Regions from separate parts of the Homo sapiens genome. Here regions 2 and 3 are each linked to region 1. Evidence: chromatin contacts called from ENCODE Hi-C or POLR2A ChIA-PET data. All regions are on one chromosome and are shown on one strand. Each heading gives the region's core, a stretch centred on a gene start or an enhancer-like site at or near the end of the contact. The rest is flanking DNA. Distances are from core to core; before and after follow the strand shown. Region 1 holds the start of TAMM41 (TAM41 mitochondrial translocator assembly and maintenance homolog). Region 2 overlaps TMEM40 (transmembrane protein 40). Region 3 holds the start of RAF1 (Raf-1 proto-oncogene, serine/threonine kinase).

Evidence for each region. Hi-C counts contacts between places; a loop is a spot of excess contacts on that map. ChIA-PET counts read pairs that join two places held with the same protein, here RNA polymerase II (POLR2A). Pooled maps may share reads with other maps.
Region 2: a pooled map shows a loop between it and region 1 (2.1-fold over the local background). The contact joins the enhancer-like site here to the promoter of TAMM41 in region 1. A Hi-C loop is called at or near these places in 1 of 50 pooled maps. POLR2A ChIA-PET finds 5 or more read pairs at or near these places in 2 of 52 experiments (OCI-LY7 and activated B cell).
Region 3: a loop to region 1 is called in a map of naive thymus-derived CD4-positive, alpha-beta T cell, with 14 times the contacts of the local background. The contact joins the promoter of RAF1 here to the promoter of TAMM41 in region 1. A Hi-C loop is called at or near these places in 2 of 168 maps with a recorded cell type or tissue (both naive thymus-derived CD4-positive, alpha-beta T cell), 1 of 37 single-sample maps with no recorded cell type and 14 of 50 pooled maps. POLR2A ChIA-PET finds 5 or more read pairs at or near these places in 1 of 52 experiments (CD4-positive, alpha-beta T cell).

Annotation. Positions count from the first base shown.
Region 1 is chr3:11,845,489-11,850,193 of GRCh38, reverse strand. TAMM41 (TAM41 mitochondrial translocator assembly and maintenance homolog) reads left to right here and starts at 3,309. Exons shown (of 8, transcript NM_001284401.2): 1 at 3,309-3,692. The coding sequence starts at 3,558.
Region 2 is chr3:12,748,875-12,753,579 of GRCh38, reverse strand. It overlaps TMEM40 (transmembrane protein 40), which reads left to right. Exons shown (of 12, transcript NM_018306.4): 2 at 3,740-3,820. The coding sequence starts at 3,748. Among named protein-coding and RNA genes, the nearest start is that of TMEM40, 8.0 kb to the left of the region's middle. RefSeq lists a silencer at 3,810-3,959 and an enhancer at 4,230-4,279. Within about 2 kb of position 2,904, at least 15 of the 41 ENCODE cell types and tissues checked have a DNase peak (open chromatin) inside an H3K27ac peak, as active enhancers do; they include OCI-LY7, where a contact is called at or near this core.
Region 3 is chr3:12,662,127-12,666,831 of GRCh38, reverse strand. It overlaps RAF1 (Raf-1 proto-oncogene, serine/threonine kinase), which reads left to right and starts at 2,715. Exons shown (of 17, transcript NM_002880.4): 1 at 2,715-3,019. RefSeq lists enhancers at 2,340-2,409, 2,450-2,799, 2,411-3,022, 3,023-3,633 and a silencer at 2,990-3,209.

The DNA of each region.
Region 1 (4,705 bases), core at 2,060-4,559:
ATGGAGAAACATTGCAGCATCTTTATTTCTATCAAGGGCTGAACTCTGCTGGTGGGTGTGTGAATTGGCACCATCTTTTGGAGGGGAATTTAGCAGCGTGCTGACACTCTGACCCAGCAATTCCCCTTCTAGGAATCTGTCTTATAGCAATACTTGTTCATGCACATAAAATGTACAAGGATGCTCATGATAGCATTGTTTGCAGGTGTGAAAACTAGAAATAACCTACATCCATCAACAATAAAATGTTTAAACAGGCCAGGATGCCTGTAACCCCAGCACTTTGGGAGGCCGAGGCGGGTGGATCACTTGAGGTCAGGAGTTCGAGACCAGCCTGGCCAACATAGTGAAACCCCTGTCTCTACGAAAAATACAAAACTTAGCCAGATGTGGTGGCGGGCACCTGTAATCCCAGCTACTCAGGAGGCTGAGGCAGGAGAATCACTTCAACCCGGATGGTGGAGGTTGCAGGGAGCCTAGATTGTGCCACTGCACTCCAGCCTGGGTGACAGAGCAAGACTCGCTCTCAAAAAAAAAAAAAAAAAAAGAAAGAAACAAAAGAAAAGAAGAAAGAAAGAAAGAGAAAGAAAATGTTTAAACACTTTCTTTTAAACAAAAAATTTTAAACAAAATTATGGCATATCCATATCTTAGAATAATTTGCTACTAATACATGGAATGAGGGAAATCTATATATTCTGACACAGAACATTGTCCCTGATACGCTAAGTGCAAAAAAAGCAAATTGCAAAATAGTATCTATCCTAGGAATCCACTTAAAATTGTTTTTAATGTTAATATATTCATAGAAAAATATTGGAAGGAATATGTGCCAAAGATTACCGTGGCTATTTCTGGGGCATGATGTATGTATTTCATAATGTTTACATTTTTATGAACATGGATTACTTTTGCAAACAGGAAAAATCCAATGACGTTGAATTATTTCCCCAAGGGAAGGAAGGAAATAAAAAAGGAACCGGCTGGTAATGAGATTTATTCACTGTCTTTGGGTGAGAGGCTTCAGTGTAATTCCACGGTGAGTGCACTCTGATTCCGGCACCCTGGGCAAGGGCGATATGTAGTAAAAATGAACGGAAGTGACCATGCCCACACCAGGGGCCGCAGACAAACGGCCTCTCTCCGCTCCCTTGCCCTGGTCTCCTGCTTGTTGCTGCGGCTACTGCTGCTGCTCCTGACTCTTGGCTGATGCCTGAGTGCCTGCTTTCTTCCCATTTCCTTCTCTCACCCTGCAAGCCGCTGTAGAGGACACTTAAACATGGTGGTAAAGACCTTGGCCTTTAGAGGTAGGTAGCCCTAGGTTCAAACCCCGACTTCACCACTTTCCTGTGTGACTTTGGAACATTTACTGCTCCTCTTAGGACCTCTGTTTCCTCGTATGAAAAATATCATCATCTTAGAGAACCTGCCTCATAGGATCTCTGGAGTGATGAAAAGAAACAAGTATAAAAAGCCTGGGTGCAGTGGCTCACGCCTGTAATTCCAGCACTTTGGGAGGCTGAGGTGGGCAAATCACTAGAGGTCAGGATTTCGAGACCAGCCTGGCCAACACAGTGAAACCCCATCTCTACTAAAAATACAACAATTAGCCAGGCATGCTTGCTTGAACCCAGGAGGCAGAGGTCACAGTGAGCTGAGATCGTGCCACTGCACTCCAGCCTGGGCAACAGAGCAAGACTCGGTCTCAAAAAAAAAACAAAAACAGAAAAGCCCCAAAGAAGTCTAAAAAGTGCCTGGGCATACTAAGTGCTTAATAATGACACCTATTATTAGTATTATTGTCACCGAGTCCTTTCAATTCTTTCTTGGTTGAATTTTCCCATCTATCTTCTACCTGATAAACTCCTACCCAGCTTCCAGGCCTGGCTCAAAATGCCATCATTGTGAAACCTCTTCTGGTCCCTTTCCCCAACACCCAGAACTGACTGACGTTCCCATTGGAGGGACATTACATTCCGGCACTGTGCTGGGTACCTGGCTGCATTACCCAAATTCTACTCTGATTTGCAGTTCTGTCTCCTCTCCTCTACAGACCCCTAGCTCCTGCAGGGCAGCAGGCAGCTCAGATCTCTTCATCTCAGTGCAGGCCCAGAGTGTGAGTGCAAGTAATCATTTTTCCAATTGATTTAATCCCATCCCTGCTCCTAAGACCTTGGCCTAGCCGTTTCCAGTTCATGGGGGAACTATGATAACAACTGTCTAATCAGTCCCCCACAATTCAGGCTAACATGTGAATTACATAAGTCCTTGCTCAAAACCCTTCAAGGACAGAGCAGAATTTCCGAAAAAATCCCAGAGTTGGAGCCAGACCTGGGTTTAGCTCTAGTTTTGCCACAGGCTGATGTGATCCTATCACCTGGCTTTACCTCTCTAAGCCTTAGCTTGGCCATCAGTAAAACCAAGGCCCTCCTGCCACAGGGCACTAGAGGGTGCTCAGTGAGAAGTGCATGTGAAAATGTGTCAACATTACCTGAATGTTAGCTATTACTATTTCTATTATTTTTGAGAGGTAGTGTATTTTGGGGAGGAAGGAGAGGGTAGTTGAAAAAGTTTCTGTCCTGGAAGTCAAACCACCTCCTGAATGGTAATCTTCAGCAAGTTTCTCCAGTTATACAAAGAGGAGAGCTGTAAGATTTTTCTACTCCTAGGGTCCTGTTTCCTCCAGAAACTGCATTTGAAGCACCCTTTGTGAGACCATTCCACAAGGCAAGGGGGCAAAAACTGTGATCCACCCTTGAAATTAAATGCAAGTATCAGAGAACGTCTGTGCACTCCCATATCCACCCTTGTATTTGAAAAGGGCTTTAGCGTGAAGAAGTCTCCGTCAAATCTTGACGGTGGTATTCTCTACATGGCGGGATTGGGCATCATTTTAATTTTGTGTTTTTCCAAATCTTCGAAATCTGCAATTTTGGAACTAGAGCGATGATGGGGGCACAATATTGTGAAGGCACTACATGCTACTACACTGTCCATTTCAGAACGGCTAGTTCCATATTATGTGAGTGTCGCCTCACTTAAAAACCTTCAATACGCTCCCGATTTTATAGTCATTCTTTAAACCGTAGTTTGAAGAGAGAAGTACAGAGGCTATCAAGGCTCAGGGCCCGCGGAGTCGGGTGACGCTCGCCTCCGCCGATTTGTCCAAGTCGCAACCTAGCCGCCAGCCTGTAGGGCACTCCTCCGACCACGAGGGGACAATGCAAAGCCTCGCGTTCCCCACACTAAGGCGAGCACCGCCTCTTGCGTCTTGGAAGCGCCTGTGCGTGCGTGGGGCGTAGCAAGGGACGGAAGCTCTGCCTGTGCGACCGCCGCCCACCCGAGCCTATCTGGGCTGCGTCTTCTCGCCGCTGCTCTTCGTGGCCCAACGCCCCAATCCTTGCGTGTGCTTGCAGTCCCACCCCACACTCAGCCTTGTGTCCCTCGATCCAGTCTCCGACTTCCATTTCCCACCCTAAACCGCCTACCCGGTGTCTGTTCCCCGCCCGGTTGTCCTCGCCCTGCTGCGCTGAGTGTCCCCTGTTAGCCTCGACCCCATGGCGCTGCAGACGCTGCAGAGCTCGTGGGTGACCTTCCGCAAGATCCTGTCTCACTTCCCCGAGGAGCTGAGTCTGGCTTTCGTCTACGGCTCCGGGGTGTACCGCCAGGCAGGGCCGAGTTCAGACCAGAAGGTGAGCCCGGGCAGCCCCACGACGGGGAACTGTCTGTTCTCACGAGTCCCGTTTTGCCCTCGATTCCTTCAGAGTCGGAGAGCTGCCTGTCCGCTCTGCACACTCCACGTGTCCACTAGCAGAGTGAACCATAGGCCTGCCTTCCTAGTATAACGACAGCGCGAGTTGAAGCGACGGTGTTGAAGGATACTTAGGAATCCACGTGGGTCTAGAGCAGGAGAAGCAGTTAGGCAGAAGGAAAAACTGCTGCAGGGGCAAATGGAAGAAAGGAAAAGAAATCGTTATCAGGTTCTTTCAGTGTTTTAGTCGGCTGGACATCGGAATTTTCTGGGGAGCTTTTAAGAAAATCCTAATGCTCGGCTTCCGCCGATGGAGATTCTGATTTAATTGGTTTGGGATGAGGCCTGGGCTTCAGGAATTTAAGAAACGTCCCAGGTGATTCTAATGCGCAGCCAAGTTTGTTGAGAGTCACCTCTATAAATGTAGGAGAAAATGCAAAATGATCTTCTGACTTCAGGAAGTTGGCGGACTGGTTGTAGGGCCAGGGCAGGTGCAGTGAAAGTAACTAACATCAAAAGTTAGTGCGTGACCAGTGTATTTACCCTCGCTCAGCACTTTTAACAACGGTCTGTTTGAGACTAGGCATTGTTACTTTTCAGAGTTGGCTCAGCACAGCCTCAGTAAGGGTACAGTTTTCCTTGTAATTTGCAGAATTCAGTGTGCAGGTTTTAATGGGGCCCCCTGCGTCTGGATACCTGACTGTAGTCTGTCTTCTGATTAACATCCTGCCTGTTCACTTCCTGGTGAGGCCATCTATGCTGTTGCTTGGATTTCCTCTGTTTCCCACTTACACTACTATTTAATATTTTTCTTTAAATTGGCAGCATATGAGAAATTATAGGTTATTATAGGCTAGTTATTTTTCCCGAATTTACCTTAACATAATTACACATTTTTAAAAAACATGTTTATTCCATACCTGCCTCGCCACCAAATCTCAAGTGTCCCCAGTG
Region 2 (4,705 bases), core at 1,655-4,154, 900 kb before region 1:
TCTCTTCCTCTACCTGAGCCTCAGTCTCTCCCTATGTTAAATAAGACCTGTGTGGAGGCCGGGTGTGGTGGCTCATGCCTGTAACGTCAGCACTTCGGGAGACCAAGGCGGGAGGATCACTTGAACCCAGGAGTTCAAGAGCAGCCTGGGCAACATAGTGAGACCCTATCTCTACAAAAATATAAAAACTAAAAAATTAGCTAGGTGTGGTGGCAAATGCCTATAGTCCCAGCTACTCGGGAGGTTGAGGTGGGAAGATCACTGGAACCCAGGAGGTTGAAGCTGCAGAGCCGTGATCGTGCCACTGCACTCCAGCCTGGGTGATAGAGTGAGACCCTGTCTCAAAAAAAAAAAAAAAAAAAAAAAAAGAAAGAAAGAAAGAAAGAAAAAAGGCAAAAAAGAAAAATGTGTGGAGGAGGAATAGACAAGGACATTGAAAGGAGAAACAGAGCCACATCGGGTCTTCCCCCGGTGATGGTTCCATTCCTCCCCTTCAGTGTGCTAAAGACCTGCCCAGGGAAGTTCCCTTGGCTATGGGAACAATTACTCAAGGCTCCATCAGTAGCTAAATATAAGCCAAGTCAGCATATTTGCATAGCACTCTGATGACTGTTAGTGTGTCCTCTTTCCTGGTGCCAGTGTCAGGGTCCTGAGAAGAGGAGCCAGCATCACTCCTTTAGTCTCCCAGCATGGGCTTAGCAACCAACTACCCTTGCTTAACCACTTACTGTGTGGTCCTGGACAAGTTTCTTTCTTTCTTTCTTTCTTTTTTTTTTTGAGACAGAGTCTTGCCCTGTCGCCCAGGCTGGAGTGCAGTCGCGCGATCTCAATTCAGAGGCAGGTTGCCTCTGCCTCCGGGGTTCAAGTGATTCTCCTGCCTCAGCCTCCTGAGTAGCTGGGATTACAGGCCTGCAACCACCATGCCCAGCTAATTTTTGTATTTTTAGTAGAGACTGTGTTTCACCATGTTGGCCAGGATGGTCTCGATCTCCTGACCTTGTGATCCGCCCGCCTCAGCCTCCCAAAGTCCTGGGATTACAGGCATGAACCACCGCGCCCGGCCGGTCCTGGGCAAGTTTCTTATCCTCTCTGTGCCCCAATATTCTGACCTATAAAATGGGCACGGCCCTAGTGAGCCTTCATAGGAATAGATTAGTTAACACAAGTTAACTGTTAGAACCTTGCCTGGCAGATAGTAGGCACTTATAGCTGCTTGTTATCATCATTTTTCCTTTGTTCCCGGCTCTGTACAGGGTATGGGTGACACAGAAATGAATCAGCCTTAGTCCCTACTTAGGCTGCATTCGTGATCTAGTGAAGGAGACAAACCCTGGATGGTGGTACATGCTTGTAGTCCTACCTACTCAGAAGGTTGAGGCAGGAGGATCACTTGAGTCCAGGAGTTCAAGGCTGCAGTGAGCTGTGATTGCACCACTGCACTTTAGCCTGGGTGATAGAGAGAGACCTTGTCAAAAAAACAAAAGCTAGGGATAGTGGAGGGAGTAAGTTTAGGGGAGTGGGGAATAGAGTTGATGGGTATTGTTTAGGCAATTGAAAGAGTACTTCATGAGGGAAGTGGGTTTTGACCTGTGCTTGGAAGGTCAGATGCAATTTTGACATTAGGAAAGAATGGACTAAGCCAAAAGTGCTGTGTGTGACCAGGACACAGAGCAGGATGGAGATGAGACTGGAAAAAGAGCTCATCACTTTGTAAACTTCGGTCTATCTGACATCAGCCAGCAGCTCTCTTTCCCCCACGTGGCTCTACAACTCTTCCTCCACTCTAGCTGAAATGCCTTCATTAGAGATGATCTCAGCCAATGAATATGTACTAGTCACCTGTTGCGTGCAGAGAACCCTGTTCAAAATAGAAATATGCCCTGGAGGCTTCTGCTGTCAGTCATTCCATCTCGATATCGATGCATTTTAATGGCTAGTGACTTCCTAATGCCTAGCTGAATTCTGCTCTGAGAAATGGGAAGTTTTATTCTAGAAAAGGGTAGGCCAGGCGCAGTGGCTCACGCCTGTAATCCCAGCACTTTGGGAGGTCAAGGCGGGCGGATCACAAGGTCAGGAGTTCGAGACCAGCCTGGCCAATATGGTGAAACCACGTCTCTACTAAAAATACAAAAATTAGCCAAGCATGGTGTGGCGCCTGTAATCCCAGCTACTCCGGAGGCTGAGGCAGAAGAATCACTTGAATCCGGGAGGCAGAGGTTGCAGTGAGCTGAGATCATGCCACTGCACTCCAGCCTGGGCGACAGAAGCGAGACTCCATCTCAAAAAACAGAAAAAAAAAACGGGTAATGGAGTCTGGGGCCTACGAGATGGGGGATGAGCAGGGATGGGACTGGACACTGAATGTCCAAGGGTAAGAGGAGGCCTGTAGAGAAGGAAACACGCATTCACAATGGCCCTGCTAAGGACTGTCCTGCCATTTTCACATACTATAAGGTAAGCACTATTACTGTCTCCGTTTTACAGATGAGAAACCCAGGGCACAGTGAAGGATTAAGTAACTAGCCCATGCTTCCATCGCTAGAAGAGGCAGAGGCAGGATTCCAACCCAGGCAATCTGGCTCTAAGACACAGGGGAGGAGGCTTCCTGCCAAGGTCTTGTGGTAGATTCTCTAGACCATTCTCAAATGGGGGGTGATGTTTGCCCCACAACAGGGGTCATTTGGCAATGTCTGGAGACATTTTTATTGTTATAGCTGAACAGGAAAGTGCTACTGGCATCTGGGAGGAGGCTGCTAAACATCTCACAATGTGTTACCCTGTCCCAAATGTCAGTCGTGTTGAGGCTGAGAAACATGGTTTAAATGAGTCAGAGGCTGGCCACAGTGGCACGTGCCTGTAGTCCCAGCTACTCAGGAGGCTGCGGTGGGAGGATTGCCTTAACCCAGGAGTTCAAGACTAGACTGGGTGATATAGCAAGACCTCTGTCTCAAATAAAGAAGTAAAAAATAAATGAATCAGAGACTAGTAAATCTACCTCCTCTCAGATTTAAGGTCTCAGCCTCAGAGCTGAGAGAAGAAGAAATAGGGCAAGGAATCAGAAGGAAGCCTGCACTTCCTGGCTCAGCTGCTATAACAGAGACTCATAGCACATGGGCTCCATTAAAAGAAACTTCTTTCCTGTGCACGTAGCTGTCAAGAGGTGGCAGGTGGCTCTGTGTGTGAGGCCGGCCGGGGCCCAGGATTCCCTTGCCTTTTTGCTTAGTCATTCCTGGATGTTGGCCATGTTTGTGGGATTGGAGTTGGTTCACCAACTTCAAATCTGCATTCCTGTCAAAATTGTACCTAGGCTGGACATGGTGGCTCACACTTGAATCCCAGCACTTTGGGAGGCCAAGGTAGGAGAATTGCTTGAGCCCAGGAGTTCAAGACCAGCCTGGGCAACATAGAGACACCCTGTTTCCACAAAAAAAAAAAAAGAAAAAGAAAAAGGATTGTGCCTGACTTTTCAGGCACAGATAAAAACTGATTTCCTTCATGAAGCCCCCTGCTAGTTGCCTAACCAATACCCACCACCCCAATTCCCACTCCCTTAACCCTCCTCCCTCCACTACCCCGGCCTTCTTGCTTGCCAACAGAACTACCATTTTTTTTGTTAATTATTTTTCTTATTCCTTTGAATGTTGAGTGTTTGTCTTTTTCTTATTTATTTGCCAAGCTCTTTGTATATTAAGATATTAACTAAGGTGATATTAACTACTGATTATTGTTATTCCTCCAGGAAAAGCCATGGAGACTTCAGCATCCTCCTCCCAGCCTCAGGACAACAGTCAAGTCCACAGAGAAACAGAAGATGTAGACTGTACGTTTGCCTTCTCTGACCCTCTGGGCAAAACCACATGGGAGGTGGAGTCCAAAAGTAGAAGGGACAGAAGAAGACCCTGCTCAACTCACGTTGCACAGGGCCTCAAATCACAGCTGAAATGGGGAAGTAGTGGTTTTACACACATGCACACACACATTTGCATGGTCCAATCTGTCCTCCTGTGCTGTCTAGCTATGGGGACCCTCAGCTGCTTGCCAAATCTCAAGAATTCTCTGGGGGCTTGGGCTGGCACTAGGGAGCACCCCTAGAAGGTGGAGAGGGTCCTGTGTGACCCCAGAATGGGGAATGGGAAGGTTTAGGACTTGATCACACCTCATCTTGGCTGTAATGTACAGAGGATCCTAAATTAGCAACTACTCTACAGAATCTAGCTGTCTCTGGGCAAGGCAGGGGGCTTAGAAACCCCTTTTCTGGCCGGGCGCGGCGGCTCACGCCTGTAATCCCAGCACTTTGGGAGGCCGAGGCGGGCAGATCAGAAGGTCAGGAGATCGAGACCATCCTGGCTAACACGGTGAAACCCCGTCTCTACTAAAAATACAAAAAATTAGCCGGGTGTGGCGGTGGGCGCCTGTAGTCCCAGCTACTCAGGAGGCTGAGGCAGGAGAATGGCATGAACCCGAGAGGCAGAGCTTGCAGTGAGCCGAGATAGCGTCACTGCAGTCCAGCCTGGGCAAAAGAGCAAGACTCCGTCTCAAAAAAAAAAGAAAGAAACCCCTTTTCTGAGTCCATATTCAGATAAATCTCTGTATTGAGCCTTCCGTGAGCCCCTGGCATCTCTGAGAGCCTTGGTCTCCTGCATGTTGCATTGGCTCTAGATATTTGGGAAGATAATCCAGTCCTTCCTGGCTCTCCAAATCCAAG
Region 3 (4,705 bases), core at 1,466-3,965, 820 kb before region 1:
AAATTTTTTTATTTTTTTTATTTTTAGTAGAGACCGGGTTTCACCGTGTTAGCCAGGAGGGTCTCTATTTCTTGACCTTGTGATCTGCCTGCCTCGGCCTCCCAAAGGGCTGGGATTACAAGCGTGAGCGACCGCGCCTGGCCAGTCTTTCTCCTACATTTATTTTTACGTTGGTCCACATACTCCTGTCATTCTCACTTTGCTTCACTTTTCCTTTCTTCTTCTTTTTTAAGAGACGGGGGCTTGCTATGTTGTCCAGGCTGGAGTGCAGTGAGGCAATCATAGCTTATGCCATCCCCAACTCCAAGTGATCCTCCAGCCTCAGCCTCCTCCCTAGCTGGATTACAGGAGCATGTCACCATGCACACTAATTTTCTTTTCTTTTTTTTTTTTGGTAGAGATGGGGTCTCATGTTGCTCAGGCTGGTCTTCAACATCTGGGCTGAAGTGACCCCCCTTCCTTGGCCTCTCAAAGTGCTGGGATTAGAGGCTTTGGCCACCACATCCAACCTGAATTTTATTATTTATATTTTCTTTTAATCTCCCATTACTAGATGGCAGGGATTTTGATTACTGTTAATTTTCCAATATCCAAAATAATGTGTGGTACCTAATAGGCTCTCAATATCGAAAAGTAATAGTGCACATGGCATTCTGTAGTATTAGGTAGGTATCTTGTGTTCCTGTGTTTGCGTAAATAAGATCATACATTATGTTCTGCTTTTTTAACTTAATGGCTTTTTTTTTCCTTTTTTTGCGACAGAGTCTGGCTCTGTCACCTAGGCTGGAGTGCAGTGGCGCTATCTCGGCTCACTGCAACCTCTGCCTACTGGGTTCAAGTGATTCTCCTGCCTCAGCCTCCTGAGTAGCTGGGATTACAGACGCGCACCACCACACCTGGCCAATTTTTTTTTTTTTTTTTTTAGGCGGAGTCTCACTCTGTTGTCCAGGCTGGAGTGCAGTGGCGCGATCTCAGCTCACTGCAAGCTCCGCCTCCCGGGTTCATGCCATTCTCCTGCCTCAGCCTCCTGAGTAGCTGGGACTACAGGGGCCCGCCACCACACCCGGCTAATCTTTTGTATTTTTAGTAGAGACGGGGTTTTACTGTGTTAGCCAGGATGGTCTCGATCTCCTGACTTCGTGATCTGCCCGCCTCGGCCTCCCAAAGTGCTGGGATTACATGTGTGAGCCACCGCACCCGGCCTATTTGTTTTGTATTTTTTAGCAGAGACAGGTTTCACCATGTTGGCCAGGCTGGTCTCAAACTCATGACCTCAAGTGATCTGCCCGCCTCGGCCTCCCAAAGTGCTGGGATTACAGGCGTGAGCCACCACGCCCAGCCATGTCTTTTTTTTTTTTTTTTTTGAGACAAGAGTTTCGCTCTTGTTGCCCAGGCTGGAGTGCAATGACGCGATTTCGGCTCACCGCAATCTCCGCCTCCTGGGTACAAGCAATTCTCCTGCCTTAGCCTCCCGAGTAGATGGGATGACAGGCATGCACCACCATGCCCAGCTAATTTGGTATTTTTATTTTTTTATATTTATTTATTTTTTCGAGACGGAGTCTCGCTCTGTCGCCCAGGCTGGAGTGTAATGGTGCGATCTGGGCTCACTGCAACCTCTGCCTCCCGGGTTCAAGCGATTCTCCTGTCTCAGCCTCCTGAGTAGCTGGGATTACAGGCGCCCGCCACCACGCCCGGCTAATTTTTGTATTTTTAGTAGAGACGGGGTTTCTCCATGTTGGTCAGGCTGGTCTCGAACTCCCGACCTCAGGTGATCCGCCTGCCTCGGCCTTCCAAAGTGCTGGGATTACAGGAGTAATCCCAAAAAAAGCGCCGGGCCCTTTTTTTGTTGTTTTTTAAATTCAGTAACTATCTAGTTCATTCTTGGATGGATGACAACCCAGATTGGATGTGTAGCAGCGTTCTCTTAACCAGTTTCCTATTAATCTTCATTTCATCCCCAGTGTTTCTCCAGAATGCAAATAATATGGCATTAAATATCTTCACACATAGCTTTTTGTGTATGTGTATACTTATTTCTCTAGAATTAGTGTCTAGAAGTGAAACTGCCGGGAGGAAGGATATATACTTTTAACATGTCCAAGTTCCACTGTGATAGCGCTGCGAGGGCACACAACAGGTTTCAATATACCTTGGACCAAACCGGATATTATCAGTTTTTTTAACTTGTTGCTAATGTGATGGGGGAAAAATGAACTCGGAATTTACACACAAGGAAAAGACCGTTTAAGGTTCAGGGACTGTCCACATAGCTGTCAAGTGGCGGAGCCGTGATTTGGTATTAAAGTGCCCGGAGAGGACGCGTCAAAGTTGGACACTGTGCCCTGTGTCCTGAGGCACGTCTGGTGATCGCTGGGCCTTGCAATGCTGGGCAGGCAGGCCTTCCTCTCCCCTTCTAGGCCTCTGGCCACTCCTGGCTGGCCGAAAGCCGGTTCTTCTCGATTACCGAGTGCCTCTCCTGAAAGCAAGTCAGCGTCGCCTAACCTCTTCAGCTTCGAAATGGCGGCCACCAGATCGCTAGGCCACGCCCCGGGGGCGGGGCCTGAGTTCAGGCCAGAGCGATGGATGCCCGAGCCAAGTTAGAAGTCGACTGCCAGTAGGGCTCGCGCAGAATCGGAGAGCCGGTGGCGTCGCAGGTCGGGAGGACGAGCACCGAGTCGAGGGCTCGCTCGTCTGGGCCGCCCGAGAGTCTTAATCGCGGGCGCTTGGGCCGCCATCTTAGATGGCGGGAGTAAGAGGAAAACGATTGTGAGGCGGGAACGGCTTTCTGCTGCCTTTTTTGGGCCCCGAAAAGGGTCAGCTGGCCGGGCTTTGGGGCGCGTGCCCTGAGGCGCGGAGCGCGTTTGCTACGATGCGGGGGCTGCTCGGGGCTCCGTCCCCTGGGCTGGGGACGCGCCGAATGTGACCGCCTCCCGCTCCCTCACCCGCCGCGGGGAGGAGGAGCGGGCGAGAAGCTGCCGCCGAACGACAGGACGTTGGGGCGGCCTGGCTCCCTCAGGTAGGTGGCAGGACCGGGTCGTGGATGCCGGGGGAGCCGGGCGGCGGGGCTGAGGGATCGGCTTCCAGGGCGACCGGGCCTGGGTGGCGCTGATGGAGCGGCCCCGCGGCTGCCGGGCAGAGGGCTTGGGCCAGGCCGTTGTCACCCTGGGGTAGCGTTGGGCGGGGGCCCCGGAGTCCGGTGTCATGGCCGGCGAGCCGAGTTCCCACATCCCACTCAAATTTCCTTGTGTTTGGCGGAAACGTGCCAACGCCACCCTTATGCCATGCGCATTCCTCATATTTGGCAGTGGGAAAATCCGCCCAGAGCTGCCCCATATCTGTTGTCACTTGGATGGGCCAATTCCTTTTCTCTTGGGCCGCCGAATGTGGGACCCGGGCTTGCACCCTTTCTCAGGGTACTTCAGTCAAGTGACACCCTTTTAGAGACGACGTGAGGAATCGGGTAAGAGAGGAGGAAACTGGCCAGTGCCCTACCACAAAGGCACAGGGGCCTCTTCTTGGGTATCAGGACTAGCCTTGGGTATCAGGACTCTGGGTTATTAATGAAAGGTTTGGGATACTTATAGAGGATTGGCCTCAGGACGCTTTGGAATGAAGAGCCAGGGCTGTCTTTTGTGTGACGCGAGAGCCGCCGGGACGCTTCAGCTCTGCAGCTGCTGAGGCTCTGCGAGCGAGTCGATGCCCAAGAGAGAGGGGTTTGGACGTCGTGAGAGGCGAGGCGGCCGTGTTCATTCATTGTTCTCGTTCTAGGGCTCTGGGTGTGCCCCTGGTATTCATTCTGTGGTGGGAAGAAGGAATGGAACTTAGTGTATCCTTGAGATGTGAACGGGTTCTAGGGGGTCACTTAATCTAAGTGGAAAATGAATTCAAGGCACGTTCATTGAGCGTTTCTGCTTGCCTGGTCCTCTGTGGGCTGAGTGGAGAGACTCTGCCCTCCCTGCGCTCCTAAGGCGTGAAAACAATGCAGTGTGATAAGAATTGGCTTATCAAGTGTTATGGGGATTTAGAACAGTTAGTTTTGCTTGGGGAGGAGTTGAGGAAGCTTCTACACTCGAGGAGACTTCTGAGTCGAGTTTTGAAACACCTGTGAGTAAGTGCTCATCGGGTGAGGAGGAGCTCAGGGAACAGCTGGTACAAAGGCTTAGAGCCATGTGGGAGTTGGGATGAGTTTGGGGAGCAGCAAATTGCCTGGGGTGCAGGAAGGAAATGGTGAGAGATGAGAGTAAAATAAAAGTTGCTAGAATTGTGAGGGGGCTGTCTTTGTTGTAGATAGTGAACTAGTTGAATTTGGATTATTGTACATGGGTTGCCGAGTCTTCATTCTTGCTGATAATTTTCTCCCTTTGTTGATGTTGAAGCTGATAGTGATTGAACATATTTAGTTTAACTTAGTTAATGACTTTTAAATTTTTTTTTATTTTTTCAGAACAATGCAAACTTTTTTTTTTTTTTTTTTTTTTTTTTTTTTTTTTAAAGGAACAGGATCTCACTCTGTCGCCCAGGCTAGAGTGCAGTGGCATGATCATAGCTCGGTTGCAGCCTCTAACTCCTGGGCTTAAGCAGTTCTCCTGCCTTTGCCTCCTGAGTAGCTGGGACTACAGACAGGTGCCACCACACATGGCTAATTAAAAAAAAAATAGTAGAGATGGAGTCTGGCAGTGTTGCCTAGGCTGGTCTCAAACTC